6 separate regions of the Mus musculus genome follow, and regions 2, 3, 4, 5 and 6 are each linked to region 1. A link is a loop called in an ENCODE intact Hi-C map of the cell type or tissue named here. Cell type or tissue: left cerebral cortex. All regions are shown on one strand.

Evidence for each region. Hi-C counts contacts between places; a loop is a spot of excess contacts. Peaks named below come from ENCODE experiments on the same cell type or tissue, not always from the same donor. Only the 100,000 strongest peaks of a DNase experiment are listed, where the experiment ranks them.
Region 2: a loop joins it to region 1, with 3 times the contacts of the local background. A loop is called at or near these places in 10 of 42 quality-filtered maps.
Region 3: it touches region 1 in a loop (2.3-fold over the local background); 13 of 42 quality-filtered maps call a loop at or near these places.
Region 4: it touches region 1 in a loop (2.3-fold over the local background); 10 of 42 quality-filtered maps call a loop at or near these places.
Region 5: it touches region 1 in a loop (4-fold over the local background); 2 of 42 quality-filtered maps call a loop at or near these places.
Region 6: a loop joins it to region 1, with 2.6 times the contacts of the local background. A loop is called at or near these places in 2 of 42 quality-filtered maps.

Annotation. Positions count from the first base shown.
Region 1 is chr6:146,574,536-146,579,535 of GRCm38, reverse strand. It overlaps Ints13 (integrator complex subunit 13), which reads left to right and starts at 1,701. Exons shown (of 18, transcript NM_138757.2): 1 at 1,701-2,235; 2 at 3,076-3,311; 3 at 4,760-4,834. The coding sequence starts at 3,087. Fgfr1op2 (FGFR1 oncogene partner 2) reads right to left here and starts at 1,625. Exons shown (of 7, transcript NM_026218.2): 1 at 1,328-1,625. In left cerebral cortex, a CTCF peak has its summit at 1,958 (motif pointing left); DNase peaks (open chromatin) are centred at 760, 1,678 and 2,027; H3K4me3 peaks cover 3,232 bases; H3K27ac peaks cover 2,427 bases.
Region 2 is chr6:146,639,976-146,644,975 of GRCm38, reverse strand. It overlaps Med21 (mediator complex subunit 21), which reads right to left and starts at 2,397. Exons shown (of 4, transcript NM_025315.3): 1 at 2,324-2,397. The coding sequence starts at 2,365. In left cerebral cortex, a CTCF peak has its summit at 2,373; DNase peaks (open chromatin) are centred at 1,762 and 2,472; H3K4me3 peaks cover 1,688 bases; H3K27ac peaks cover 1,397 bases.
Region 3 is chr6:146,500,042-146,505,041 of GRCm38, reverse strand. Itpr2 (inositol 1,4,5-triphosphate receptor 2) reads left to right here and starts at 2,819. Exons shown (of 57, transcript NM_019923.4): 1 at 2,819-3,255. The coding sequence starts at 3,164. In left cerebral cortex, a CTCF peak has its summit at 2,688; DNase peaks (open chromatin) are centred at 2,811, 3,513 and 4,832; H3K4me3 peaks cover 2,177 bases; H3K27ac peaks cover 1,296 bases.
Region 4 is chr6:146,632,086-146,637,085 of GRCm38, reverse strand. It overlaps Tm7sf3 (transmembrane 7 superfamily member 3), which reads left to right and starts at 2,494. Exons shown (of 12, transcript NM_026281.2): 1 at 2,494-2,700. The coding sequence starts at 2,625. In left cerebral cortex, a CTCF peak has its summit at 2,411; DNase peaks (open chromatin) are centred at 2,629 and 3,241; H3K4me3 peaks cover 1,544 bases; H3K27ac peaks cover 1,367 bases.
Region 5 is chr6:145,858,547-145,863,546 of GRCm38, reverse strand. It overlaps Bhlhe41 (basic helix-loop-helix family, member e41), which reads left to right. Exons shown (of 5, transcript NM_024469.2): 5 at 1-5,000. The coding sequence ends at 695. Among named protein-coding and RNA genes, the nearest start is that of Bhlhe41, 4.4 kb to the left of the region's middle. In left cerebral cortex, a CTCF peak has its summit at 2,926; DNase peaks (open chromatin) are centred at 254 and 2,999; H3K4me3 peaks cover 2,098 bases; H3K27ac peaks cover 1,108 bases.
Region 6 is chr6:146,279,077-146,284,076 of GRCm38, reverse strand. The region is part of intron 37 of Itpr2 (inositol 1,4,5-triphosphate receptor 2); the gene reads left to right. Among named protein-coding and RNA genes, the nearest start is that of Gm35596, 62 kb to the right of the region's middle. In left cerebral cortex, a CTCF peak has its summit at 2,394 (motif pointing right); DNase peaks (open chromatin) are centred at 159, 1,849 and 2,408.

The DNA of each region.
Region 1 (5,000 bases):
AGTCATTTGAATACATAGGGTGTGTGCATGCATGTGCTTTTGATATTATATACAATCTCCAACCACTAACAACAAAAGTACAATTACATAAGTGTTAGGAGTACATGACTGCTCATGTTCAAAGCAGGTAAGTAAAGGCTTTTACCCTAAAAAAAGTTCCTTTAGGTTCTAATATTCTGACTTCTAAGAGACAGAATTTTTATATCAAATTCTTTAGAATGACATTATAAATAAATATATATATGTGCGTGTATGTGTATATATATATATATATATATATTGCTTGCTCTGTGCCAACACTGAGATAGCATTTGTTTTAAACATGAATAAGACATGATTCCAGACTCAAGTTCAAGCTGGCAGGAGAGACAGGTAATTGAACAAATAATACATCCTAATGAATACTGCAAAACTATGTCAAGAGCTATCCGAGTTCATTGTACTGTCAATGTCACCGGAGGGAGTCTAAAAAGAATCATCTATGAATTGGGTTTTGATAGATGATAAGACAGAAGGAAAAGCAAGCATTCTAGCAGACTATATGGACTCACATGGCACAGTGTTTGGAAAGGAATTAGGGGTGGCAATAAGATGACACTGAAAAGGTAAAATATGATGAGATAGGATGGTAAAAAACCCTGATGAATCGATATGCTTAAATTAGAACTTGAAAAAGTTTCAGGCGAATACATGTCACAGTAAGTATGGAAGGCTGAGGCGGGGACACCGGTTTGGGGTGGAGGAAGGGCAACTGTAACAGTCACAGTGAAAGAAGCAAAAAAACCTGGTGCAGTGTGAGTGGAATACAGAACGTAGGCAGTTCTGAGGTCCGTGTTCTGGAAAGGAGGACGGGAAGAAAAGAGAGTCCTCACTCTTGAGGAGCAGACACAGATGCTGGTAGCAATATAAAAAGCATGTGTCTTTCAAAGAAAACCTTAGAATGGGATAAAGAAAGAATGCGTGCAGACCACACACACCAATAAGCATCCTGTCCACACACATCACTCTGAAAGCAGAGAACTGCACTGTTCTTGAAAATGGTGGAATGCACACACTTGGAGCTTCTGAAACATTTGTCTGGAGAAAACCAGTTTTTCAACTTGAAACCGAATTTGGAAGGCCGCTGAGGGACTCAAACGATCCCAGCAGCTCCCTCAGGACCGTGGCTAAGTCCCAGGCGCAAACGCGGTCAAGTGTGCTGAGGTAAACTCAACAGTGACAAGTCCCTCAGGCCACCGCCCACGGAGCTCCCGAGTGGCAGGAAGGGGAACCCGGAAGGGGTGTCCCGCGGCGTGCAGGCCCAGGGTTTTCAGGGAACTTTCCGTACCTCAGTTCCCGGCAGGACCTCAGGGAGAGCACGGAGAGAGGAAGCCCGGCTCAGAGGCTCGCCCACGCGTGTAGTTATTCCACTGCGCTTCAGTCCCCCTGGGGCGACGACCACCCGCGAGGTGGAGTGCCCACGGAGTGGTCTCCGCGCCCTCGCTGCGCCTGCTCAGCGAGCGGACGCACAGTCCTGCTCACACAGCGGCGGGACGTACGGGAAACCCACTCGTCTCGGCCCCATCCCGGGCGGACCAGAACCTCCGCGACCCGCAGCCGCTGAGCGACAAGCCTCGCGAGACTTCCCTCTGCTGGTTCCCGAAGGCCCCACCCCCGGTAAACGGCTGGCCGTTGATTGGAGAACGGGGAGGGGGCGGGGCTTCTCTCCTCGCCCCCCTCTCAAGGTTTTGCTCTGCCGCTCGCACACTCTCGCGTGTTTTCCGAGGGGCTACCGGCCCGGACTGGAGGCGGAGAGGGGAGGTTGGGTGGGTAGGCTCTGCCTGTCCAGAGCCGAGGCTGGCTTGTCCCGGCCGTGGCTTAGTACTTTGTGGGGGGATCTCTCGGGTCGTCCTGACCGTTCTTCCCTACGGTTGATTGGGAACAAATGTTAAAGGCTTTTTTTTTCCCCTCACTTGCTCCGCCCTCTTCCGGTTCGGCCTCTGGTGGCTTCTAAGGAGAAGGGAAGATGGCGGGGCTGTGCGAGAGCGCCGTGCGCACGCGCGAGTCCGAGTGCGCTCTTGTGCTTGCACGCGCATGCGCGCGCCCCTGCGTTTAAGCAGCCGGAGTGTTGGGAGATGAGCCGGGCAGTCAGTCTTCTGCGGGTTGTACCAGACCGACTGTGCGCCGACTCCCCACCCACCCTCGTCCGCCTTCTCTCTCAGCCTCCGTTCATTCACTGCAGGACCAGGCACGAAAGTAAGCGAACCTCGATGCCGAGGTCTTCCCCATCCACTCACCTCGTTCGCCGCCCCCCACCCCCCTTGCAGTCAGGTGTGTGCAGAAGGTTTGCAGACAGGGACTTTGGCGGGGAGGGGCGGTGCGTTCCAGAGCAGCAGGAGGTAATAGCGGGACCCTAAGGTGGTTTGTTACCTTGAACACTTGCTGTTTCCCAGGTGCTTTAGAATGTAGGTTTAAAAAAAAAATTTTTTTTTTTTTGGTCTGTAAAATTTTAGGAGCGAAGCAGGGCAGTGCACCACATGTTCTGTGTTTATAAGAAAAAGTTTTAGAAGTGTTTTCTCTTCGCCAGCATGGGATAGCATCTGCTTGTTGTGGTCTACGTGGTGAATTACTGTAGTGTATTGCAAGTGGAGGGAGAGGATGAGTTTGAAGCCATAGAAAGACGCAATATGCAGTTACCGTAGGAGATGTGTGTCTATTTTGGGTTGTACTTTTGCTGTCAGTCTTTTCCTGTTGATTTCCCTTAGCCCCTAACAAGGATCACCATAAATACATTTGAGGAATTAGATCTGTGATTTGTAGGCATAAGAATCAAATACAATGTGCACAGATGTTTTCTTCTATTTTAAGTGCTTTGTAAAAGAAAAAAAGAAGTATGAACTAACTTCATTTGGTAGATAGACTGCATGGTATGATGTGGCATATTCTTTGAACTGGCACCATTACTTTGGCCTTTTTTGCACAAAATTCTCAGAACTTAGGATCCGTATCAAATCTTGAAAACACACTTAAGTGAGAAATCATTTATGATAAATGTTATGTGTCATCGTTTTGACTAGTTTGTTTATCCTTTTACAGGTTAAAACAAAATGAAGATTTTTTCTGAATCTCATAAAACAGTGTTTGTTGTGGATCACTGCCCATACATGGCAGAATCCTGTAGGCAGCATGTGGAGTTTGATATGCTGGTGAAGAACAGGACCCAAGGCATCATCCCTTTGGCTCCCATCTCCAAATCCTTGTGGACTTGCTCAGTAGAATCTTCCATGGAATATTGTAGAATAATGTATGACATATTTCCTTTCAAAAAGCTGGTGAGTGTTATGAACACAATTGTGATGGGATGATGTACTTAATTAACTGTGTCTATAATTATTATGTGAATTTACTGTAGATTTATAACTGTATAGTTCAAATGTATGTAGAGCTGCCCTTTATGATTAGTGCAGTGTTGGTATTTAGTTGCAGACAGCAGTAATGATGGCGCTGAGCACTTACAAGATCCAGGTGTATCCCAAAGTACTGTATACCTACTGGCCTCTCCAACAGTCCAGTGAAGTATGTACTATCTATACATGTTAGGCCATATATAAAGTATGTTGTAAGCATGGAACAGGCACTGAACTTTGAGAACAATTGGGAATGTTGAGGTTATTTTGTAGCCCTGGCTGTCCTGGATCTCACTTTGTAGACCAAGTTGGCCTTGGACTCACAGAAGTCCACCTTTCTCTCAAGTGCTGGGATTAAAGATGTGAACCATTTCCCCAACTCCAAAAAACTAAGTTTTTGTTGTTGTTGTTGCTGGTGTTTTGTTTTTCTTTTCTTTTGTTTTCATCAGTAAGAGGAAACATTGACATTTGATAGAAATTCCAAATATTAAAGTTACCTTTAGGTTTGAGTATCTTAGATGTTTCAGGGTTATTTGCAAGTAGATGGCATGTGTTCGATCTTACTTGCAGAAGCCTAAGCTGGAACCTAGCAGATGAGATTTTTTTGCTTGGCCAAGGTCCTTATCATCTTACCTGATCGGATTTTGTTTTGTTGTGGTGCTAGGATTGATGCTAACACTGCATGATAGGCAAACACTATATCACTGAGTTGTATTTTCATCCCTTACAGTATTTTTTAACTTTGTATTTTACTGAGGGTGAAGAAAGAATGTAGTTTATGACTGTTATTTGCCTGTCAGTGTGGCTGTCTGTGCCTTTCATGGCTATCAGTGCTCAAATACCCTGCTTCTTCAGGGTTACCTTTAAACCTTCTACTTGTTTTGGATTTTGCCTTTTGGGAAGTGTATTTAAATTTAAGACCTTTTACATCTGCTGTTTGCTGTACTTGGAGTTATCTATTCCTGGCTTGTTTTGTGGCTGGTTCACTAGTCAATTTGTAGCCCCCTCAAGTTGCTACGTCTGTAGAGGGCCTATGTGTCAACACCTGGTCTTGAGTAGTTTTGAGTTACTTTTCATAGCATTTATCATTCCCTGAAATGACCCTGTACATTATATTTGCTTGTGTTTTTCCTATACTGCTTTACCACATTTTTCACCCCAGACATTCTCTACATTGTGACAGAACTGTTTTATCTATCTCTTCTTTCCCATATACTCAGTGCTGGAATAGCAGCTGCATGTCCCAGGCATTTATGCCTGTACAGTAGATGGATCAGATGATTTCCAGTGCTAGGAATCGTGTGTGGTTTTACAGTGTGATGGTGACTGAGAAAGTAGAGTGGAATACTAATTGTTTCTTTGACGTCTATTAGGTGAATTTCATTGTTAGTGATTCGGGAGCACATGTTTTAAATTCTTGGACTCAAGAAGACCAAAACTTACAGGAGGTATGTGCAGTTTTTGAAAATTATCTGAATGTGGTAAAACTTTCTAAGAATAATTTTTTTTAATTCCTGTATCTAATGCAGAATTTTAATATCCTAACTTATATTACAAGAAAAACAGCTCTTTCCATTTCAGCACCCCCCAAGAAAATCTCAGCTCTAGTGTCTT
Region 2 (5,000 bases), 65 kb before region 1:
TTTGCTGTCATTATTTCAATGTAAAATTCTGAATTGTCATTGAAAAGCTAACCTGGTTGGCTTTCTAAGTTGCAGTGTTCTATTTAGCAGCACTGTCATAAGAAAGAAAAATATAAATGAAGCTTACTCAATACAGCAGCTAGTGTTCTGTCTTGTAAATTCATTCAAGACCCATTATTAATCTGTTCAAAAATATTTATTGAAAAACCAACTCCATGACAAGTACTGTATATATTATAGAAATGAACATGGAGTTTCCAGATGGCAGAACAAATGTTAATATTGCTCTGTGTTCCAATCTACTTTAGCTCTTAAGAGCTGAAAACAATCCACTGTAACTCCCTAGCCACATATGGGGTTTGTTTGCATCATCTAAAAGTCTCTTGAGTTTATGACATCTTTCTAAGCTCCTAGAATAGTTCTTTGTAAACACATTCCCTGTAGACACAGTAGGCATACATATTAACTCAATTATCAGTACTCCTAAGACTATATCGTATCCTTAACATCCTAACTATAGGACCTACATGAATATGCATACTTAGGAGATGAGCTTCTACACAGCATTATTAAGATTTGTAAAACCAAAAAAATTTAAATTAAAACAAGAAAGACTTGTAAAATTACAAAAGTATTTTCTTGGGAGAGGTTGGCTGGCAGCCCAGGGAATCTTTGCAAAACAGAATGTACCTTGGTGACTTCATCAACATTTAAGAGATAGCCCCTCAACTTTAAAACTACTTTATTTACACAGAATAGACTAGTCTTCCCACTAGTAGATACACAATTTCAATGTACTCTCAAAAATGATGAATTACCAAGAAGCCTTGTTATAACATTCCTGTTTAAAAAACACTGTCCAGAGAACTAGGTATTTAGATTTTTTTTTTCAGCAGGCATATACTGTGTAGGCTCTTCTACATCAAACTACAACCAGAATGACACTAAGAGATTTTAATTACCAATGGAAAACTGTTGCACTATTTTTGTTGTTGTTGTTTTGGTTTGGTTTTTTTTTTTCGAGACAGGGTTTCTCTGTGTAGCCCTGGCTCTCCTGGAACTCACTCTGTAGACCAGGTGGCCTTGAATTCAGAAATCCGCCTGCCTCTGCCTCCCAAGTGCTGGGATTACAGGAATTAAAGATGTGGGTCACCATTCCAGGCTCAGTATTTAGTTTTCCATTCATGTACAATTAAGCCAGAATAACAGCCAGAGGCGACAAAGTTAGAGAAGCTAGCAGTTTTCAGGAGCTTTTGTTGTAGATTTTGATTACTGGGCTGTTTTTTTTTTTTGTTTTTAACGCCAATCTGGTCTCCACAGTGTGCAGGTCAGCCAGAGCTACACAGTGAGACCATCTCAAAACAAAACAAAAATCCCTCTTGTGTACATTCACTGTTCTGTGGTACTGTGCTGTAAGAGCTTCACTCCACCTATAAGAGCCTCTTAGGGAAGATCGTAAAGCAGACTTAAACAAATGCAAAGAAACGGAGAGGCCAGGATCTGGCCTCTTCTAGACGTTACTCTCCAACCATTGGTGCTGGAGTCGCCAAGAGCGGAGGGAGGAGTGAAGGCCTACAGAAAGCAAGGCAAGCTCACGCCCTGGTCACTCATACACCAACCTACAAACACTCAACACTTTGTTGTGGTCTTTTGTGTTTTGTTTTCTGAGATGGGCTATCAAACTGGAGCTCAGGCTGGCCCGGAGCTCGCTGCAATCCTCCTGTCTCAGCCTCAGAGGTGGAATCACAGGAGAAATCCGTTTGGCAGGTTGAAATTGAAACGCGAGGGAGGGATACACACAAAAGTGCTTAGGCGTGTGCTGCCCCACAAAGGAAGTTCTAGAAGCATCCCTGGAACTTGAGTACTCGCTTCCTGGCTACCTGGCCGCAGACCTTGAGTCTCCTCAGGAGAGGCCGTCGTCGGGTCCCCTCCTTATTAGCGGCCACTCGTTCCCTTCCTCAAGTTCGCACCTCACCAGAGGCCCCGGGTCCCATGGCTCTCAGGAGAGACTGGCAGGTCCCACATCCTCTCAGGAGAGACCCCCGGGTCCCACCTCCCTTAGGAGAGACTGGCGGCTCCGACCTCCCCTCAGGACAGGCCCCCGGGTCCCGCCTCCCCTCAGGACAAGCCGCCCGGCCCGGTCTCCCCTCAGGACAGGCCCGTCTCCTCAGACCCCGCCCTGTGGACTACGTGAGACCCAGGCCTCACGGGGTGCGCCGCCCGCGGCGACCTCAATCTGCGCGCTCCCCGGGGCCTTGCCTCGCCCCTTCCTCCTCTCTCCGCGTCAGGAAAGCAAGGCTGGCGAGCAGAGGAAAGCCCTCACCGAGTTCACAGCGTCCTGCAGCTGAGTGAGTCTATCCGCCATGTTCACCACGCACGCAAGGGTGCGCAAAAGCTGCTAGAGCGCGAGCGATTGGCCAATTTATGACGCCTCCGGACCAATCACAGGCCTTCCTCCTTGAGGGGCGTGGTTAAGGAAGCATGCTGCCGGGGAGGGGCGGGGCCAGCCTGCGGGCCTGCTGACGTCAGGCGGGTGGGATCCAGGGCTGGTGTGGGGGAGGAGGGACGCGTGCAGGCTGAGCTGCTACGGGTTCGCGTTTACGCTGGACCGAGCCTGTGAAGGGAAGGTGCTTCCTCCATTCTGTCTGTTAGCTCTGACGAGGCTATGCCTCACGGTGTAGTCCTGGCTGGCCTGGAATGTGTTTTGTTTGTGAGGGGTTTTGTTTTTGTTCGTTCGTTTCTTTGTTTTGTTTATCTGGAACACTTGTTTTCCTTTGCTTTTACTTTGCAGGTATACCACAAAGCATACTCGCAGCCCGCCATTCACAACATTTAAATTCGAGAAATTAACATTCTCCAGGAAATCAAAATGGCTAGAAAAGGGTGGCTAATTAGTTTGGGGCAGGAGGTGCTTACCCAACTGGAGACTAGATTAGTGCTTTAATTCTGAGTGGGAGTGCCTGGGGGAAATGGAAAGCATTAAACAGCTCTGTGATGAGGAACGGGTGATAAGTAAAGTGAAAAGGAGGAAGAAGAGCATTTGAAGGTAGGAGGTGCAAACTCTGTAGACCAGGCTGGCCTCGAACGCAGAAATCTGCCTGCCTCTGCCTTCCAAGTGCTGGGATTAAAGGTGTGCGCCACCACGCCCGGTCTAGGCAGGTTCGATCTTAAGAAAGATCAGCTTCAGAATGTAAATTTAGAACTGGGGCTTCCTGACAGTTTTCCGTGTGAAGGGTGATAGCAGAAAGGTCATTTCTGTTAGCCTGGGGATATTCTGATGGGAAGTGAGTCCTGAATCTGCAAATACCTGGTTTGTGGAACTCAGACAAACTGTTTATCATAGTTTCCAAGATGATCATTTCTGGAGTTGGAGGTGGGTGGGTATGTGAGCCTGTTTTTTGTTGCTACAACTGAATAGCACAGACAAGCAATTACAAAGAACGTTTACTCCCTACAGTGTTCTGGAGGCTGGGAAGTCCACTATCAAGGTGGACTGTCATCGTGAGAGAGCCTTCTTGGTGAATCCTAACAGAGGAGGACATAACAGATGAGGAGGTTGGGAGGTATCCACCAGAGAAGACTCCTCAGATGTGGTTTAAGCCAACAGATAGTCATGATTAGCCAGCCATCGACTATACTGGGTATTCAGGATCCCAGCCTTCCTCAGGGTGAACTTTCTAGCACAAAATTCGTATCTTGAGTTGACATGACTCAGTTAACAAAAATAGTTGGGTAGAAGTGTAACTACAGAAACCAAAAAGCAAGGTTAGTACATTTACAGACTTTCCCAGAACTATGGACTTTGATATGGACTTTTATTTTCGTTTTGGCAGGTGGTGCTGCCTACATCCTCAGTTTTATGATACTTCATCGTAGAGTAAGTTGTGCTAAAATCCGGGCCTGTTACAAGGCAGGGCAAGAGAGCACACGTCAATCACATTATAGCCCATCAACATGAATGGGCCCTTAAGGGGACCTGAAGATCCCAGTCACTTTCCAAAGGTCTCAAATCCTAGTAACACATGACTTTGGGATTTAAAATTCTAGTAGATGGAATGGCATTTTGAAATCGAGGAAATAATTTTGAGGATCTCAGCTTCTGGGATATTTTTTCCCACTCGTCTATAGGAAGTTCCACTTGTGTTTCACATCTGTCTTCATTTCCACCAACAGTGTACTTTACCACTGTGGTCAAACTGGGAACCTCCACAGGTCTTGCACTTCCTCTTACAAATGAAATTGACAGTTAGGTTTGGTAGCACTTGCCTTTAATCCCGGTACTTGTATCTCTGAGTTTGAGACTAGCCTATTCTATACATCACGTTCCAGGGCAGCCAGAGCTACATAGTGAGACCATGTCTAAAAAAACCCCAAAAATCTGGATGGGTTAGTGCACATCTTGCACACAGACATACACACAGACAAAACTCCCCTATATAAAATAAATTTAAAAAATTTCTCTACACAAAAGCAAAAAAATAAAAGAGCAGACAGAAAAGAATGAAAACATTTTAAAATTATTTATTGTGTGTGTGCATTATGTTTGTGTGTGTGATATGTATGTGTGTATATGTCACAACGTGCATGTGAAGGTCGTAGAACATTGTAGAATTGTTCTCTATTATAGGTGAGTCTTAGGGATTGGACTTGGGTTGTCAGGCTTGTTCTGCAAACACCTTTACATGCTGAGCACCCGTGCCATCTTGGTTAAACACTTCTGAAAGAACACTTAAAACAGATGGTTACTGATAGGCTGCAACTTATCCCACTTGGTAAAGAGTCTGAGGTTGCCAGCCCCATAGAAGAGAGCTGCCTGAAGTACAGGAGCCACCTCAAGACATCCTATGCTGCAATGGGGCCTCCTCAAGACAACCCATGCTGCAATGGGGCCTCCTCAAGACATCCCATGCTGCAATGGGGCCTCCTCAAGACATCCCATGCTGCAATGGGGCCTCCTCAAGACAACCCATGCTGCAATGGGGCCACCTCAAGACATCCCA
Region 3 (5,000 bases), 74 kb after region 1:
AGTAATGACAGGTAAATCGTCATGATATTTGCTATCTACATCAAAAGATCCTGAAGATGTGTGTGTGTGTGAATATGTGTATGAGTGTGTGCATGTATGTGTAGTGTGTGTATGTATGTATGTGTGAGTGTGTGTGTTTGTGTGTGAGTGTATGTGAGCGTGTGTATGTGTGTGAGTGTGTATATGTTTGAGTGTGTAGTGTGTGTGAAGACAGCCATAAAACTTGTGATAAATTATAAATATTGATGAATGCACTGTATTATTTTGAAAAAGTCTTTCACAAATTTGAGATTATTAAAACAACAACAAAGAACAGGTAATTCCTCAGTGAGGCCTTTGCCTTTGTCAAGGTTTGCTTGAACCCCGTGTCCTGGGCCCTGCCCTTATCTACCCATGTGGTGGGTGAATCTTCATTGTCAACTTGACTACATTTGGAGTTGCCTAGGAGGCACACCCCTGGGCATGTGTGGGTGTTTTCAGAGATGATTAACTGTGGAGGGAAGACCCATTCTAAATGTGACTCTATTCTATGGGACGGGGGTCTCAGGCTGAATAAAGGGGGGGGGGTGAACAGGACAGATACCTGAGCTCATTTGTCTGTTTCCTTACAGTAGATGTAACAGCTGCCCTGGGTTCCTGCCGCCATGCCTTCCTTCAAACCCCAAGGGAAAGCAAACCTTCTCTCTTTAAGTTGCTTTTCCCAGGTGTTTCATCACTGCAACGAGAAAACTTACTAATGCACTGTCCTCTTCCAGAGTGATGACAACCCTCAGCTCAGACCTGTTGGGGTTGGTTCTAATGCTACTTGTAATTAATACAAATTTAATACACAGGAACCGGTATGTATACCTGTAAGAGACTGAAGGTTCCTGCCCCCAGTTGGCTTTGATTGGTGAAAGAAAGAGCTGCCAGCGGCCAACAGCTGGGCAGGGAGACAGAGGCGGGACTTTTAGATTTCCTGGGCAAAGGAGAATGGGAAGAAGAAGGAGGAGAGTCACCATGATGGAGAAGCAGAGAGATCAGATTAAGAGCTGCAGGAGAAAAAGCATCCAGGCATGTAAGAGTCAGAGAAGCAGCCCCAGGCAAGGGAAGGTATTGAGAGGTACCTCGGGATGATGGCGTCTTACCCTAGGTAACTGGACTCCTGTCCTGGGACTCTTGGTTTTAGGGGGCCCTACTCTGGGTTGAGGCTGGTCTCACAAGAAGCCAGAACTTGGGAACCCAGCTTGGCACGTTATCTGTTTGTCAGGAGAAACAGTCACACACCCATTTTGTTCCTGTTGGCCTGACTTTGTATAAGAAAACCTTCCAGGTTTAGGCCAGCAATTGTTGAGCATCCATTGGGCCATCTCAGAACACAACTTCCAATGCTCTGGATAGCAGATGCCTCCATCCCAGACCCATCTTGTTTCACCTAGAGATTTTATAACTCAGAGCCCATCCCTTGTTTCCCAACACCAATATGAACGTAGACAGGACAACTCCTAATGGGCACCTCTCACCTACTAAGTCACCAGATCTGTGGGCTGGTGATGTGGCTCAGTTGGTGGGAGGGAGAGGAAAAGGAAGAGAGGCATTGGAAATGAGAATACACTGCTTCTACACAAGGTGGGGTTTGTCCCACACCAAGACTCGAGACTGGCATTTCCTTTCTGTTCCTTGCTGTCTAAAACCTTTCCATCCCAGGCATCTTTGAATTGGAAGGCAAAACTCCCCTAAACTCTGATTTTGGTCAGCTGTGGTTTGATCACGGCATTCGCCTCTTCAGTATCTTCCACAGGGTAGGACCAAACATTTCTAAAACAGTACTCTAGAGGTGGACTGACACACAACAGAGGGGTTGCTCCCACTCATGTCCTGCCTCCAGTTTTATTTATTATAACCTTGTGTGTGTGTGTGTGGGGGGGGGGTTACAAAGGCTGTCACCGGTTCCTGGAGATGGAACCCAGTTACCCTCACTTGTGAGCCCTCACTGCCATCGCTGACCCACCCACTGACGGTCACCAGGGTGGTCACCATAGCAGCTGCAGCTGCTGGATCCTTTTATCCAGTCATGAACTTAAGAAAAACAGGATCCAAGAACAGCTCCACAGGAGTGTTTCCTCCTTTCCTCTTCTCTTCATTTGTGTCTTCTTCAACCCTTTCCTCCCTCTCAATTAACTTTTCCACTCAAAACATACATCCACTCAGACTCCAGCTTTTACGGTCAGGATTCTCCAGGCCTCTGCGTGGTGGTGCGAACACCACAGCGTTTCACCCACCCTACTCCCACCCCCTCCCACCCCCATCGCCTGCGGGCTCCTACTCTCAGCTGGACTGTCACCGGCGCGCCAAGTTCCAAGCAGCGTGGTTGCTCTGCGCCCTCTTCCAGTCGGCGTCCCTCAAGGCCGGTTCCATCTGAACCCTCGTGTCGGCAGTTTTCCTCCAAACCCCTCTAAGTCCCTTGCCTTTTGCAAATAGGGATTGTCTCTGCGCGCTCCGGGTCGTCCTGTCTACGCTGGCTGCACTGCACCCCTTCCCAGCCCGCATCTGGAAAGTCCTGGGTCTCTCCTGGGTCCTTGGGGTCGTCTTCCCTCCCCTCCCGGAGTCACTCCAGACTGTCGCTGCTGGTCTCGGGGCTGCCCCTCCAAGATCACCCTGAGCCAGAACCAATGCCCCCGGCTGAGTCCCCGTTACCCCCGCAGCGCCGCCCAGCGTGGCTCCCACGCCTCTGTCCTGGCCGCTTCGGGGTGGCCCGTCCCCCGAGAACTGGCCCCGCCCCGGCCCCGCTCCGCCCCTGGCCGCCCAGGCTTGATTGGCCACGCGCCCCCCTCCCCGGGGCTTCTCCCCGCCCTCTCGGTCCGTGGGCACCGCCACCTGGTCTAAAGAGTCCCCCAAGGGGACCTAGAGGCTCCGCTCAGGCCGGGAGCGAACTGTGGGGACGCAGAGGGCTCGCGGGCCAGGGAGGAGGAGCGAAGGTGTAGGACAGAACTTCGCCAGGAACAGGAAACCTACTGCTGGGCAGGGGCGGCGACGGCGGCGCGGGGCCATCGCAGTGTCCCCAGCGGTGGCCTCGCTGCCGCTCCTCGAGCAGAGCTGCTTGGACCCCTCTGACCCAGCGGGCCTGAGCTCACCCTTGCGTGCAGCGGAGACAGCAGGGACAGCCACAGGAGCGTGAAGCAGCATGTCTGACAAAATGTCCAGCTTCCTCTACATTGGGGACATCGTGTCCCTGTACGCGGAGGGCTCGGTCAATGGCTTCATCAGCACCCTGGGGTAAGCAGGACGTGCTTTGAGCAGCGCCAGCCAACTCGGGTCCCTGTCCCTCTGGCGCGCGGCTTGTCTGGGGTCTGCGCCTGGGACAGCCCCGGGTCCCCTAGGTCTCAGCGCGCAGGAAGCCGCGAGCGCTTCTCAGCAACTTCATAATCTCCAACCCGAGACACATCCGAGAAGAGGAAGTGGTTCGCACGCCCCAGACAGGCCCTGCGAGCCTGCCTTCCCTGCCTTGTTTTGATTAAAATGTGTGTTTTCTCCTCATCTTCCCTATGGCCCGTTCTCAGCGCGCGGCTGGAAAGAAGGGTGGGTTGAAGTCCCAGGCTTTGGCCATGAAAGTAGGCGATGTGCACCGCGCAAATGTGGCTTTGTCCTGCTGGAGGAGATTACCAGCCCCTCTTCGCTGAAGTAATTTCCTTTTGGCCTTGCCAAAGGAGGACTCACTCCTCAGGCTTTGCCAAAACTGGCCTCCTGGGCAGCCAGGGTTCTAGAACTCAGCTATTCTCTCTCCCTGTCCATCCCCTTCGCCCAGTGAAAGGAGTTCAGCCTACTGCAAGGCCCTTGTGATTCGAGTTTGTATATGAACTGGGGAAATACTGATGTATATCATACAGAAAAGCAGCGTGTTAGTTAGGTTAGGACCATTTCTGGTTTCTAGAAAATTCCTTCATGGTGTTCGCGCTGGTGAACAGTTAATTGCACTCTATGATATATTTTAGTGCACAGGTAGTTTTTGGTTACTTCACAGGACTTGCCTCAGACTGTCTTATCTGAGGAGATTGAGGCTGGTGACTGCTCTCAGCTGTTAGGTATTGGAGTCCTGTCCCCCGGGCTGTGAGGGAGAGAGCCTTTCTGTGACTGTGTTGCGTGCCCAGTGCCTTCTCTGGAGGACACCAGTGGCTCCACAGTTCCTGTTCTTTGTTCATTTCCCCACAGATTGTGGGAAGGAAGGTTTAATTGAATATCTTTTCCATGTTATTTGCTCCTGAGATTGAAGTGTGAAAGAAGTACTTAGTCCAAGTGTTTCTGCTTGATCCAGTTGTTTCTGAAAGAATTCACAGTCCAAGTCTAGTCTGGGTCCAGGATAGTGCTTCATTGATGAATCCTGTCAAACTTGGTAGGCATGAAAGGTGTCACCATTTAGCAGCTAAAAGGAGGGGCTCTAGAAACAGAAGGTTTGTGCTGGGATCCCCACCCTTTGGTTTGCAAACCTTATGACCCTGGGCAGGTTATGAAATCTATCTGGGCTACATCTCCTGAGTTTAAAAATGGAACTCACAGTGGTTTCTGCATAGGGGTGTGGGGAGGAAAGAGGTAAGAGAGGCAAAGTGCTTACCACGGCAAAGCCGTAATGACTACATTCATAAGTTAATTAGCTGATGCAGTAATTATCACCACCCAGACCAGGCAAGAGTTCAAGGGTCACTTGCAAGGTCGAATGTGGATAGCGTACAAAGCAAACACTGGAAGGGCTGAGGAGGTCAGCTCCACAGTAGGCATCGTTGGGACCAGGAGATGGGGACCAAGAGAAGTGACCGACTCAAGGAACAGAGGGTATTTGTGTCCAAAGCCAGGACTCTACTCCTGCCTCAGACGCCCCGCCAAGTGTGTCCTGTTCTGCTTTCAATAATAACTGTAGACACAGAAAACCAGCATGAATGGCTGTTGCTGTGGTGTGCTCGGTGGCAATCAAAAGTGCTTATTGTAGTCTGTGTTTCTCGGTGGTGATTTGATAGTGGAGTTTCCTT
Region 4 (5,000 bases), 58 kb before region 1:
GGTAAGAGCACCCGACTGCTCTTCCAGAGTTCAAATCCCAGCAACCACATGGTGGCTCACAACCATCCGTAACGAGATCTGACTCCCTCTTCTGGAGTGTCTGAAGACAGCTACAATGTACTTCCATATAATAAATAAATAAATCTTTAAAAAAAAAAAAAGAGAGTACTGGTAGCTCTTGCAGAGGACCTGGGTTCAATTCCCAGCACTCACAGCTCACCACCATCTGTAACTCCAATTCCAAGGGATTCAAAGCTCCCTTTCTGGCCTCCTCGGGCATTGTATGCACCTGGTGCACTAATACTTATTCAGAAAAACACCTTCATACATGAACCTAAAAATCAAACACAGAAAAAAAAAAAAAAAAAGCAAGGCAGCCGTCCCAGACAAGTCCATAATGGGCCCCGTGATCCTGGAGTGCTCTTCTGTTGCGTGGGCTGGCGGCTCTTCAACAGCACACAGATAGGAGATTTGAGAAGTAGACTGAGGCTGTGAGTTTTCAAGGATATTTTTGCTTAGAAGAGAGAAAAAAATTTTTCCCCATGGGTCTCAGCAAACACTTCAAAAGCAGACCTAAGGTCAGCTGTAGTAGCTTAGACAGTTGCGGCAGGAGGCAACAATCTTCCAATGTTGTTCTAAACAAACAAACAAACAAAACCCAAGCACTGAATTCCTTTATTTATTATTTTATTTTATTTTATTTTATTTTATCTTATTTTATTTGCAAAGGGCTCTTAAGCACAAACAGGGGTTCTTTGCAGCAGGAGGTTGAGGCCAGCCTGGGCTACATAGTGAATTCTAGGCTATCCTAGGCTACCAATGAAAGGCCCAAGACCGTGTCTCACAAAACCAAAATAAGTAATAATAATTAAAACAATAAAGAAGCACAAGGAATGTAGCTGATACTTGAGAGAAGCAGGCATGTGTTTAATGTGTGTGATATGACGACTTGGGATGTTTGGTTTAATGTGTGTGATATGACGACGTGGGATGTTTGTATTCCTCTGTTACCCTTACCTGGAAATCATGGATACCTTCATGCTGACTTTCAGAGCACACCCATGCTGCAGACACAAGGATACTTTAAGTCAGCTGTTCTCAACCTGTGGGTCTCAAAACCCTGGGGGGGGGGATCATTTCACAGGGGTCACCTAAGTCCATGGAAAACACAGACATTTATGACATAGCAATAACAAAATTATAGTTATAAAGTAGCAACAAAAATAATTTTTTGGTTTGGGGTCACCATAACACGAGCTGTATTAAAGGGCTGCAGTATTAGGAAGGTTGAGAACCACTGCTGTAAGTGGTGTTGCATAGGAATGACTCCAGCACTGTCCATTATGTTAATTTGTTTACTGATTTTATCATTACTATTTTTCAACAGTCTCACTATGTATGGAGTCTGTGTTCTCCTGTTCTTGGCAAGCTTCCTACCTCAGCCTCCGAAGTGCTGGAAAAACAAGCACCAGACATCCTGCCTTTTCCATTTAAAATGTTATCAATTTATTTTAAAATAGGTTTAGGTTACAGGAAAAATTGCAAAATTTCTCATACATTTTACATCCGTTTCTATCATGGCTGTCATTGGTATCCTACATTGAGACATATCTCAGTGAAAAGAGTGCGACAGGTTATATTATTAACTCAAGTTTGTGTTATGCTTGTTTTTTTTTTTTTTTTTAAGTTTTCCCCAGTCCCCTTTTCATAAGTGCCTTTTAAGATACTAAGAATCCTATTTGTGGCTTGGGGCACCTCACTGTGCCTCAATATCTCAATAAAATATGAAATTCATTAGTGGTGGCACAAGTTTATCTTCCCAGCCCTTGGGAGGAAGTAGCGAGAGGTCAGAAGTTCAAGGTCATCTCTACTGCATAGCAGCTGGAGGTCACTCTGGATTGTGAGAGACCTAGTCTTAGGAGGGAGAGAGAGAGAGAGAGAGAGACAGAGAGAGAGAGAGAGAGAGAGAGAGAGAGAGAGAGAGAGAGAGAGAGAGAGAGAGAGAGAGAGAGAGAGAGAGAGAGAGAGAGAGAGAGAGAGAGAGAGAGAGTTATTTTGCACAATTAGAATGACAAAAAGTAGCTGGGTGGTGGTGGTGCATGCCTTTAGTACCAGCAGAGGCAGGCGATTTCTGAGTTCAAGGGCAGCCTAGTCTACAGAGTGAATTCCAGAACAGCTGGGGCTACACAGAAAAACCCTATCTTGAAAAAAAACAAGGAATAAAAGGAAAAGAAAAAAGAAAGACAGAAAGAGGAAGAAGAAAAGAGAAAGAAGAAAAAAGGAAGGAAGGAAGGAAGGAAGGAAGGAAGGAAGGAAGGAAGGAAGGAAGGAAGGAAGGAAGGAAGGAAGGAAAGAAGAAGAGAGAAAGGAAAGACACAAAAGCAAGAACTCGTCCCGGCTTGCCCCGTGAGCCCGGGGAGCCCAGAAGCCCCGGCAGGAGGCGCGCGCCCGCAAGGGCCGGCCGGGGACGCGCGCGGCTGTCGTGCCGGAAGCGCGCGCCCGGCGGGGCTGGGGCGGCAGGTGCACGCGCGGGGCCGGCGCGCTAAAGCGATGCGCGCGGGCGCTCCGGGGTAGCAAGCGACCTGGCCTGCGCGCCCCTGGCCCGCGCGCCCCGGCCCGCAGCGATGTGGCGGCTGCGCCTGCTGGTCCTAGCGGTGCTGGCGGCGGGCAGCGCCGAGGCCCAGGCGAACTCCAGCGACGGTGAGCTTCCCGAACTTGCCTCCGCTCCTGCAGCAGGGCCGCAGGCTGCCCGGCTCTGTGCAGCCCTCCCCGGTTGCAGATGCGCGTCAGGCCGCGGGTTCGGGACCGTGTCCATCCTGCCAGCGCCTGGTTTGGGCTGGGAACCGGGAAGAGATAAGTAGCCCCCTTTGAGGCATTCTTCCCGGCAGGGAGCAGCCATGTTTGTGGTTTTAATTGGACGCATTGAAACGGCCTTTTAAACTGAATTTCGGGGAGGACGCCTGTAAGCGCAGCACCCCTGAGGCTGCGACAGGAGGATTATGTGTTCGAGACCGCCCGGAGAGTGAGCGTCAGGCCCAAACTAAAACCAAACCGAACCCGTCGGCTACCGGTAGCAAAGTCCATCGAGGAACTAAGGCGTTCCACGCAGTAGCTGACTTTGATACTCCGAAATCTAGTTGCTTTTTTAACTGGGTGACGATTTGCAGTTTGAGAGGAAAAATGAGCCAGTGATGGGACGTGAAATCCTAGGTCTTGTGCTGAGAGAGAGGGGTTTAGCGACTGTTGGGCAGGAGCGGGGGCGTTAATGGGAAGCATGAAAAGCACTAATTGTGCCACGCTGGTGGTCACGTGTTGTTTCTGGCTGCGTTAAGTACATTCCTTGTTTTGAGCTCTAGACAAGTAGCAAATACAATAGTCTTCTGAGTGATGGGATCATTTCTCCTAATGTTTATCTGTGAAAAGCCAGGGATAGTACCGCACTTTAGGATCTTCGAGTACAACTAAGGCCAGTACTGAAAAGTACAAATATTTGTGTGTTAAGTGTATACACACACACACACACACACACACACACACACACACACACACACACACACACACCTATTTTCTTGAAGAAAACTCTGGCTTACAGCAGAGAGGAAGCATTGGCCTCTGGCCCTGGCTGAATGCTAGGTCCGTTTCACAGCCTGAGTACTCTAATCCTCAACGCCCCAGGAGCTAGCAATCAATCCAACCCTCTGGAGGCTCCAAATGCTCGTTTGCTACAAACGTAGCAACACCTGGTGTGTTGCCCTGCAAGTTGCATGACCCCTGCACTTCAGCAAAGCCACTTTCTGAGAGGAATATCTTGCCCCCGGGCTGGGGATGTAGCTGAGTTGGTAGAGTGTTCGCCTAGCATTTAAGCAGGCCTGGTGCCCTTCCTGAGCATGGCATGGACTGGGTGTGGTGGTACAGGCCTAGACCCCAGCATTTAGAACGTGGAGAATCCAGAGTGCAGAATCAGATTCAACTATATAAGGATTCGGAGGCCAGCCTGGACTACGTGAGACCCTATCTCAAAAAAAAACCAAAAAAACAAAAACAAAAATCAAACAAACAAAAAACCCCCAAACCTTTCACAGCATAATGCTGTGTTATATTTAATCTGCGAGTGCGTATCTTCGGAACATCCTTCTGAAGGTGGGAGAGAGGAAGGGTTGAGCTTGGGGTTGATTTGGAAAGCTCCTGTGTCTGGAGGCCTGGGAGCCAGAGCTTTTATTTCCAGTTTGGAGTTTCAGTACTTAATATCCGGAAACTTTTCACAGAAAGAGAAGCACTTAGTTGAGGATTGGGGTTTTCCTTACCTTGTCTCACCTCTGATTACGGCACGGCACTGCTGCCTTCCTGTGTGCTGTTCTTTCTGTTTTAAGTTAGTATTATTGTGTGCAGGAGAGGGATAGAACTGAGACACTCAACAGCTGTGTGATTAAAAGCTGATATTCCCCATCTGGCTGGTGAAAGGCAGCATGGACATTACAGACAGTCGAAGGGTGAGCCTCCCGTGGATGGCGGAGCTGGGGTTATGGTACAGGTGACAGCAGCTGTACCTCTTGCCCTGAGTGTTTGGACTGAGAATTAGTCCACTTAGGAGGGATGCACTTTGTCGCTGCTCCTAAAGTTGGCTGCTGTGTCAGACAATGGAGGGAAGTCTAAGGTGCCTTTTAGTAACGCAGTCGACGAGGGAGTTAGTTGGGTGGTTTTAAGATACGGATCTGATTGGGAAAGAGGAGAAGATGAGGAGTGGAAGGTCTTCTAGAATGGAGTTAGTGGAAGGAAAAAGAGACTCTGGCTGGTTAAAGATGGAAAGTACGTATGAAAATAGAAAACCTGACCCTCCCATGCTGATGGCAGTTTGGGTTGCTTTTGAAATGTCAGATAAAGCAGAGCCATCACTCTCCCAAGTTCCGTTCGAGTAACCACGCCATCTTGACTGGGCCGCCTGCTCTGTAACAACCTTTGATGTGCTGTCTGCTTCCCACACCCCAGTCATAAGATCTAAT
Region 5 (5,000 bases), 720 kb after region 1:
CCGGCAGGGGCTCTGGGCGCGCGCCCTGCAGCGCGGGGGCTGCGGCCGCCTCGGGTCCCGAGCGCGTCGCCCGCTGCGTGCCGGTCATCCAGCGGACTCAGCCCGGCACGGAGCCGGAACACGACACGGACACCGACAGCGGCTACGGAGGCGAGGCGGAGCAGGGCCGCGCGGCCGTCAAGCAGGAGCCACCCGGGGACTCGTCGCCTGCGCCCAAGAGGCCGAAGCTGGAGGCGCGCGGCGCGCTCCTGGGCCCGGAGCCCGCGCTGCTCGGCTCGCTCGTGGCGCTTGGCGGGGGCGCGCCCTTCGCGCAGCCCGCTGCCGCGCCCTTCTGCCTGCCCTTCTATCTGCTGTCGCCGTCCGCCGCCGCCTACGTACAGCCCTGGCTAGACAAGAGCGGCCTGGACAAGTATCTGTACCCCGCGGCGGCCGCGCCCTTCCCGCTGCTGTATCCCGGCATCCCAGCAGCGGCCGCCGCTGCTGCTGCCGCCGCTTTCCCTTGCTTGTCGTCCGTGCTGTCGCCACCCCCGGAGAAGGCCGGCGCGACCGCCGGTGCCCCGTTCCTGGCGCACGAGGTGGCGCCCCCGGGGCCGCTGCGCCCCCAGCACGCGCATAGCCGCACCCACCTGCCGCGCGCTGTGAACCCGGAGAGCTCTCAGGAAGATGCCACGCAGCCGGCCAAGGACGCCCCCTGAACCCAGCATTCCTTCCAGAACAGGGCAGGGGGCTCCCGAGGAGTCGCCGGGTTTCCAAGTTCAAACGTCCTCTAAAGCGTGCCAGGGAGGAAGAGTAAGCGATGCTCGACAGGCTTAGGACAAAAACAGGTGTTTTGTGTATGTTTGGAGTTCCTGTTTTGTCCGTCTCACCCTTTTGCCACCCCACCCAGTACCCTTTCACACCCCCTCCCCCGTCCCTGCTGTCAAGGAGCCTCCCTGATAAATGGTTATCTTCTATTACTCTCCTTACCTTTAGTTCTCGTTCACTCTTTCCAAATACAGACTCTGGTTCAGGAGTCTGTTGGGTGGGAGAGCCATGTGGAATGACTTAAGAGTGCCTGGTACCAGGGCTCGACCCAAGCCTGGAACAGTAGATGTGTCTCCCAACTGTCCCCTTAGGAGGTGGTCCATTACCTGAGAGTCTCTGAGAGTTACTTTTACATGGCAGTATTTTGTATTGTTCATCTTTTTTGGAAGGTACCTATTTTCAAAGAAGTGAGAATGCTTGTTGCCCGGTTATGAGGTGGCTGGAGTGTGTCTATACCTTGCACCTGTTGGGAGAAATTGAGAGTTGGGCCATCTTGAGGCACTGTGGTGGGAGCTGGAAGAGGGAGGTTGGAGCCTTGGCGCCTTTGCTCGCACTTTATTGACAAATTGACCTCAAACCCTTTGTTTCATGTCTCAGCTCACACATATATGTCATAGGTTATATATTTGTGTTTCTGATCCCTCATTATTTTATCCATCATGGTCCCAAATTTTTGTAACATTACTTTTTTTTTTTTTTTTTTTTTTTTTTTTTTTTTTTTTTTGGAGAAGGACATGGATGTTAAAGTGCTCTGGGCTGGGAAAAGAAAAGTCCAAACAGATTGATTGTTGAATTCTTAGATGACAGAAGTGGAGAGAGGGGCTTGCAGTCCCTTGTGATGGGAAGTGCTGTGAACATAGAGAAGGCCTTGCCAGGCCTCTCAAGGCTGTATGTATTTTTCGGGAGACCAAAACCAGATACCAGAAGAAAGTTTTTCAAAATCAGGCATAAACCAAGACCTTGTCTAGATATTTTTAGTTTGTTGCCAAGGTAGCACTGAGAAATCTCACTTGAATGTTACATAAGGGGTGAGACACAATAGTGAAGAAAGTTACCTGGGGCTGTGAGTGTTCGGGTCGTTTGCTGCTGCTGTTGCTACTGTTTGCCTCAAACGCTGTGTTTAAACAACGTTAAAACTTCTTAGCCTACCAAGGCGGCTGTATGTACATAGCTGTTGATACTCCCAATTAATGATGTCTGACATGCTATTTTTGTAGGGAGAAGATACCTGCTAATGATATTTTTAGTTAAAATATCTTTTGGGGCGGACTTGGTGAAATGTTTGCACTTTGGTTACATGCTTTTACTGCTTGGTGCAAGCTTACGCTGTCTTAAATTATTAAACAAATAAAAATATTATCTGCAAGAAAAACCAGCTGGTTTAGACAAGTTTAGTATGTAAAGATAAGCTAGAAACTATCTTTATATTCTAGTATTTTCAGCACTCCATATTACCTAAATATTGCCACACTATTTTGTGATTTAAAAGTTCTTACTAAGGAATAAAATGTTTATATATGATATGCGATGGTCTAATAATTAAACGATACTGGGTACCCAATGAGTTTTCAGAGACTGCTGTGTACAAGGACCTGAGCTCATCTGCGTACTTGGACGCTTTCCGTTTGGTTTTGGTTTTAATATATTTAATCACTGGTTTCTCCAGGGAGACTCCTGGTTTGGGCCTTGGGTCCCCACTTCTCCCAGTCTATCTTAATGAAAACCACAGAAGGAATAGTCTAGCACTCGCTGGAAGGTCGTTCATTGTAGACCCAGTTTGCTAATGTTTTTTTATGATTTACCTGGTTTGGGTCTGTGACCCCAGATACCCTCTCTTGTGTGGTCTGCTGTTTCTCTTCTGCCCAGGTCTGAAACACACTAGGGGGAGAGATGTTTCATTCATGCAAATATTTTGCCTTCTTAACTTTTACAAAGTAGCCCTGGTATTGGGAGTTTGCCTTGGAGTTCAGGAAACAATTTTAGGCTTTTCTCAAGCTTAAGATCATACCTGTGCTTGGAGACAAAGGGCTGTCCACTTTCTTTGGGTAGTGGTGTTGAACCCCTGACTTAAGGTGTATGAGTGACAGTTTCTAAGAAACTGTAAGGGAAGCACTCCCTCTGCTGACTGTGACAAGCTGACTGTGACAAGGCATGGTAAACCGGAAGCCACAGCTCATACATCTGCTAGGTCAGTCCCCTGAACTCTGTAAGGGAAGAAAGTCAGGCAAGGTCACAGAGGCACTGGCCAGAGCATGACTAGGCCCAGCATCTCCCTCTACTTGAGGACTTCAGCTTTCTGGGCCAAGGATGCTGGTTTTGATGGGCTAAAGCTCCTGAAACTGAACAAACCAACCACGGGGGCAAAGGAAACAAAATTCAGCTAATGCTGTCAGCTAGAGGCTCTGTAGAGCCTTGATAATGTCAGTCACGAGAAAGATGGCTTGCCCTAAATTTAAAATTACATAAAAAAACAGCATTTTAAGTATTGTGAGCTACATCTTGTTGCCATTATTGTCACGACTGAAAAGAAGATGCAACAGTTGACATTTGCATGGTTTTGTAACATGTAATAGAAGCTTTCTTTTTTACTTTGGCCAGGTTTATAGGTTGCTTATTCAGTCTGAAGTTATAAATAGTAACATGATAAAATTACGAAGTTAGGGCAGAAAATAAAAATAGTAGTTTCCGTATTACATCTCATGTGATCTCGTGTGTTTCTAGGGATGGTACTCAGGACTTTGGACAATCTGGGCCAGAGTGCTACCACTGGCCTGGGCCCTCAGCCTCTGGAAGCTATTATTTGAGTCAGTGGTTGATTTTAATGAATTAACAGCTGAGTCAGAACCCACTAAGGAGGTAGAAGATTTGAAACATCAGCTGAACTTAGTACATCATGTGATCTTCCAACTTAACAACTACGAATCTTTATTCAATAATGCAGTTAGTATTCATTAATTTTGCATCGATAGACTTAGGGAACTTTGTGTTGAATTTATAAATGTTCTTACTAACCAGCTAAAATTTACATTTTCAAGGTGTTGGAAACCACAGCTGTGAAACTCTACCTGGCATTCTAGTCCCATGGTTGTGGAAGTCCTTTGACTTCACGCTGTTACTGGCTTAAGAGACCAAGAGATTTGCGATTCCTAGCCTGTGGTGAGTGACCTTAGCCTGGTGACCATAGCCTGGTGACCTTAGCCTGGTCCTTTTCTGTCACTGGTCAGTCAAGTGTTTGTCCTCTCCATAGGAGGTGACTGCTTGAGACCTTGGGAAGACAGGGCTGGACAAGCAGACCTTAAAGGCTTTTTATTTCAGGATGAGCAGAGTGATTTAAGACTCCTTATGTGAAGATATAAGCCTCCTCATGTGAAAGAGGCATTTTTTTTTTGTCTCAGCAAGCACATCTCTTACTAAAAACTCTTTTCTTCATCTGTTGACCCTTTATTCCAATATATTAAGTCCCTCTACCAACTATTCTCTTGTTAATTTAAGCAAGTTCTAAATAGATTTATAATATGCTCACTCCTACCTCAAGTGCCAGCTTTTCATGAGTGAATTTGGTGGAGAATTGAGAGAAAAATCTCATTTTCTAGGGACGGGGGATTGCACTGCAAATGTGCTAGTCTCAGAGTTCCGTGTCTGCCTTAAAATCATATTTCTGGTACGATTGGAACAAACTCTAAACAAATACAAAACTGTACTTTAAAAAGAGTTGGTATTTTAAAACTCTGAGTCTTGAGACACTCCCGTAAACAGCAGACGCTTCTAAGTTAATGTATTATTTTTCTTTTCTTTTCTTTGGAAAAAAATAGTGGAACGCACACTAAAGTTTATTGTATCTATCCTGTGGGATGTTCTAGGAGCTACCCTATGCATATGCAATGTTTCTAACGATCTAGGGATGGGAGCATCAATGTAACACGATGTGTTTTTGTGTGTGCAGTGTTTGCACTTGGGCCGGCCCATCCGGAGCAGTTGTGTCAGATGATTTATACTGAGTCGGTTTCACAATGAAGCGCTGGCTGGCCTGGAACTCCTCTATCGACCACATGCCTCTCTCTCTCCTGAGTGTTGAGATGAGAGGCGCCACCACACCTGGCTACATCTGTTTTTTCAGGGTTTCAGCCTTTCCCTAGCCAGTCTGCTAACTGTCACTTCTCAGTGGTCAGAGAGAGGCCTCCAACACATACCTGGTT
Region 6 (5,000 bases), 300 kb after region 1:
TTTCGAACATCTACCACGTACTTCAGTATTGCATCGGCTTGGTTCCTGCCTGTTCCACCTGGAGCCCAAGACTCTGAAGCCTTTCTGGGATACTCCCTCCTTTAAGCAAAACAACACCATCGGTTTGAGTGTTTGCAGATTGCCCAGTAGAGTTGGAGGTTCAGTTTTTTACAGTTGTTAGCTTTTGTCTGAATTGCAATTATGATTCAAATCTCAGACTCCACTTCTTACATAAGCATAGCCTGGGAAAGCAAGAGAAATGTGTTAGGCACATAGCTTGGTATGAGGAGCCCAGGGTAATGTATCTAGTGAGACCTTGGGATGATTTGAATGAGAGAGAGAGAGAGAGAGAGAGAGAGAGAGAGAGAGAGAGAGAGAGAGAGAGGGGCAGGCCAAGGGTACTACAGAAATGTGTACTTAAGTGATTTCTATTTGAAGCATCAAGCCCACTTACTTCAGGTTCTCTTGCCCTGTTAGAGTATAGTCAAGTGGGGCGGGTGGGGAGAGTTGTTGGTCCCATAGCAAGCAATAATCCCACAATGCCAGTGAGGGATTGCTATATCAATATACCAACCTCCAGGGTGCATGTAGCCATTGATTTATGAAAAGCATAGTTTGTGACCTATGGAGAATTGGTCATCTCTTAGGCGGAGTCAGACGAGACTTCTGCCTCCCAGGCTCAGCGTCTTATTTCTGAAAAGGACAGCCCTGATAGAAATTTCATTCTGCTCTTCCCAGTCAGTGAACAGTGCAAACCTCAAACCCTGTAGAGCCACCCTCCCGGGGTGGGGGTGTGGGCAGCCTTTGTTTCCCACAGGCTTTGCTCCCCATCTCCCAAGTTCCTCTTCTCTCCCTCTGTGACCTGTGTCCCTTCCCTTTTCCTGGGAGAGCTCTCTTCCCCAGGCCCAATGTTTTCTCAGCTCTTCATTGGTTAGCCACTAGCTTCTCCCTCATCCTTGGAGTCAGGAGCTGCGGGTGTGTGTGTGTGTGTGTGTGTGTGTGTGTGTGTGCGCGCGCGCGCACTTCTCCACTGCTCCCTCAGGGCTGATTCCTATCCTACCTTTAAGATCCTAGCACTTTCTGGGGTGGAGGCTTTGACTACATCATCCTGACACCTGCCGATATTCCCTCCCTTCCCTCCCTCCAGCCGACCCTTAGGCATATCTAGTGCTATAGGCGACACCCACTAGTAACAGGGGGTTTCCTTCCATACCATCCTGCTGTTAATACTCTAGCCTCTCAGCTCTCAACCTTTGCCCCTTCTGTGACCTCTCTGCTCCATCACCCTTCCTGAGACGCCCTGAGAGTTTGCACCTCTAGGAGCCACTGACTATGCAGCCGCTAATCTGGGAATCCCAACACCCAGCCCTGTACTCTGCTGTCCACTCCCTTTGCTTTCAGCTGTGCTGCGTTTGGCCATCCCTGGACTTAATCAGGACTTCAGATCCCTCTCACTTCCCACCCACTCAGCTCGTTCATCCTAGTGTATATTAGTCTCAGGCTTAATAGTCCACTGGTGAGCAGCTGAGGCAGGAGACTAGCTATTTATCCCTAAGGCAATCTTGTGTAAAGGAGGCAGGGTTACTTCTCCTAAGGTGTTGGAATGTTGTTGACAAAACATGAGGCAAGAGATGTGAGATGGGCTACAAGGACAAAACACCATGCTTTCCCCGGCACAACTTCCACAGATGGACTCTCAGATGAAGTCATTTGGCTGGCTTTCCATCCGCGTCTCACCTCTTTCTGCATAAAGCCAGGATTTTGAAAGTTCCCTTTCAAGACAGCTTCTGCTTGGTTGTGAACGTGGGCACTGTGTGATCTCCAAGAGTGAAGTGGCTGAGGGATCCTGAGGCTGAGAACATATGGGTGACAGTCTGCTTCTTCTAACAAGACATCTGCTAGGCTCTCCCGCCTCGGAGCATATGCTGTGGTTTGCCAATTGTTTTCATAAATATTAATCTCTGAGATCTCAACTGACAGACAAGTTGTTCTCTTGGGTTCTTTTCTTATTTTCACACTCCATGTTTGAATGATTCTGCCGCATTACAGTGAAAACTTTTTTTTTTTTAAATACAAAGTTTATATTTTGAAAAAGGGGGCTACCAAGTGTTTAAAGACAAAGCATGACTTTTCCCTTTGCATTGGGATTTTCCTTCTTTCGTAGTTTTAACTAAATATTTTGTCTTGCATTGGTTTGTGGAAGCACGTGATTCACTCCACCCTTCACCAGTACCTCAGGATGGCATTGAGTGATCGGTTGGTTGAGGTAATTATTCTGTCCTCCTCTAAAAGGATAAATGCATATGTCTTAGTCCAAAAGTATGAATTTTAAACTTGAATCATGATTATGGACTGTGAATAGTTCAGAGACTGTGCGCTTGAATCAGTGCTCTCCAGCAGGTGGCGCTCATGAGCGAGGTGGTGGAAATGAGGTCGCATCTCATTGGTGGAAATGATTCTCCGGGGCGGGGCTTTGAGATTTTATAGTCTGGCCCCATCTCTTGTCCTGTGTTTGCGACTACAGACACCACGTGACCAGATGCCTTTCACTCCTGCCAATGCCTTCTGGTTCCCTTTCCTTCAAGTTACTTCTTGTCAGCTCGCAGCAAAAGGAAAAGTAACTAAAATATACGTTAGGTTAACACGGAATTCCCAATCAGTGAGATAACTGCGTAACCCTGTATCGCGATCAGCACGCCCGCTGCCTGCACTGTTATTTTATGGCGGTTGGCAGCTGTATTGACCATATGTAGCTCTGCAGTCTCTCTGCGGTTCAGAGGAAGATTTTAAGCCACGTGCTGCTGAGTTTCGGCTTGTTTTTTATCATGTGGCACTCCTCGCTTATTCAACTGTTTTCTCTAGAGGCCAGTTTTCAGAGCATTTTAAAGGGTCACGATTATTGCAAAATAATAAAATCATTTTAATCTCAAGAATGGAAGGTATCCCATCCACATAGGTGCTTGATCTGAAATCTGTCAGGCAGTTGGCATTTTGTGTGATGCTGAGGATAAGAAACAGCAGTTGACAACATTTGCAGGAATGCTGTGTGGTCTTCTTGCTGTGTGGTCCTATTACTGGGTTAGACAGTCTCCTTAATTAGCCACCTCCTAGGCACTGGACTCAACCAGTCGTCTTTTTCCAGGGCATATTTAAGAGCCCCCCCTCCCCCAGTGTGTGTTACTGCATGAATGTGTGGAGGTCAGAGGACAACCTCTGCTGTGGTCAGTCTACCTTGTTGCACACGGGGTCTCTGTGTCGTTTGCCATGTTCCTGTTTAGCTTTTATGGCCAACTTGATACATCCCACAGTTATCTAAGTTAACACATCCAGGGAATCACTTCCATCAAACTGGCCTGTGGGCATTTTTTATTGCTAATTGATTTAGGAGGACCAGCCTACCATGGGCAGTACTATCCCTAGGCAGAGGGCCCTGGACTGTCCAAAAAAGGTAGCTGAGCAGGATCGAGAGAGAAACAACTAGTAACAGTTACTCCATAGTTTCCATTCAGTTCTTGCCTCAAGTTCCTGACCTGACTTCATTCACTGGTGGCCTGTGACCTGGAAGTGTAAGCTAAAATAAGCCCTTCCTCCCCTAAGTTCTTTAGTCAGAGCGACAGAGAACCAAGCTAAGACAGTTAGCATGCTAAATGTACCAGACTCTCTGGCCCTGAGCTTCTGGGGACTCTCCTGTGTGCACCCCTATCCCTGGTGTAGGATGCTGGGGTTGCAGGCATTGTACCACCACACCCAGCTTTACACAGGTTCTGGGGATCTGAACTCAGGTCCTTCTGCTTGCACCGTAAGCCCTTCACCCTCTGAGCCCTCTTCTCAGCTGGAGGGGAGATCTTCATGAGCGATCTGAGCGTTGGTTTATCTCTTCACTCCTTCATTCTTGATTTTAAAAGTAGAACACCACAACGGAGGAGAAGACATAGATAAAGTGACCTCTTCTGAGAGCCATGGAGGAGATATCTGCATCCTGCTTCTCTGGTGGGCTTGCAGGTGGCTGTCATGTCCCCTCACGTCTTCAGTCATTCTGCCTTTGCATATATGCTTATCCAAATTTTCTCTTAGCATGACATTAGTTGTACAGAATTAAGGCCAGCCCAATGGCTGCATATTAATTTAATGGCCCCTTCAAGGATGGTTTTTTTCATTCAGAGTTGGGAAGTGGGGTTTGGGGCAGCAGGACTTACCTGTGATTGTGGGTGGAATATGCTCAGACTGACACAGTTTCGTTCTCTGGTCACCCCACTGTGGGTCATATGTGAATGCCTCCTGTCTGCTTCTTGTGTCCTTGTGCAGAGGGCAGGCACACTGCGGACAGCAGGTCTTTGGCATACACTACAGAATTAGGAAGGTGTTTTGAAACATGTTTATCTAAACATGTTCAAACCAACAAAAGAAATTTAAAAGGGTTTCTGCCTTCCTCTTGGATGGTATCCCTACGTTCAAACAAAAGAGCTGACTGATAGAAGTGTTCCAATGACACTGAGACCTCTGTGTGGATGTCTGAGCAGAAAGTTTGATTGGGTACTGAAAGAGCTACTGTATAGAAAAAAGCAATGTGGGAATTGGAAAATCCATAGAATTTTTAAGTTTTCATGGTCACAGTTTTTAGCCCAGTGATGCAGTATGCAGTATACAGTCCCTCCAATTTTTATTGACCAGTTTTAATGGTTGATGTCCTTTGGTATTTAGCAGTTCTTCTGGGGTATCCTTTCATCAGCCTGGTCCCTTTCATAGTAAATGCATGTATAAATACTTTATCCAGGTCCCTGATGAGAGCTTGGGGTTGAGTGTGTAGGACTGGGTGGTCTGGGTTTGATTGTCAGCAATGCAAAACAAACAACAAACAAACAGCAAACAACAAACACCCTTCGCCAAAAACTGTGCCTTGTTATGGAGTAGGCACCTGTCTTAGTTAGGGTTTTACTGATGTGAACAGACACCATGACCAAGGCAAGTCTGATAAGGTCGACATTTAATTGGGGCTGGCT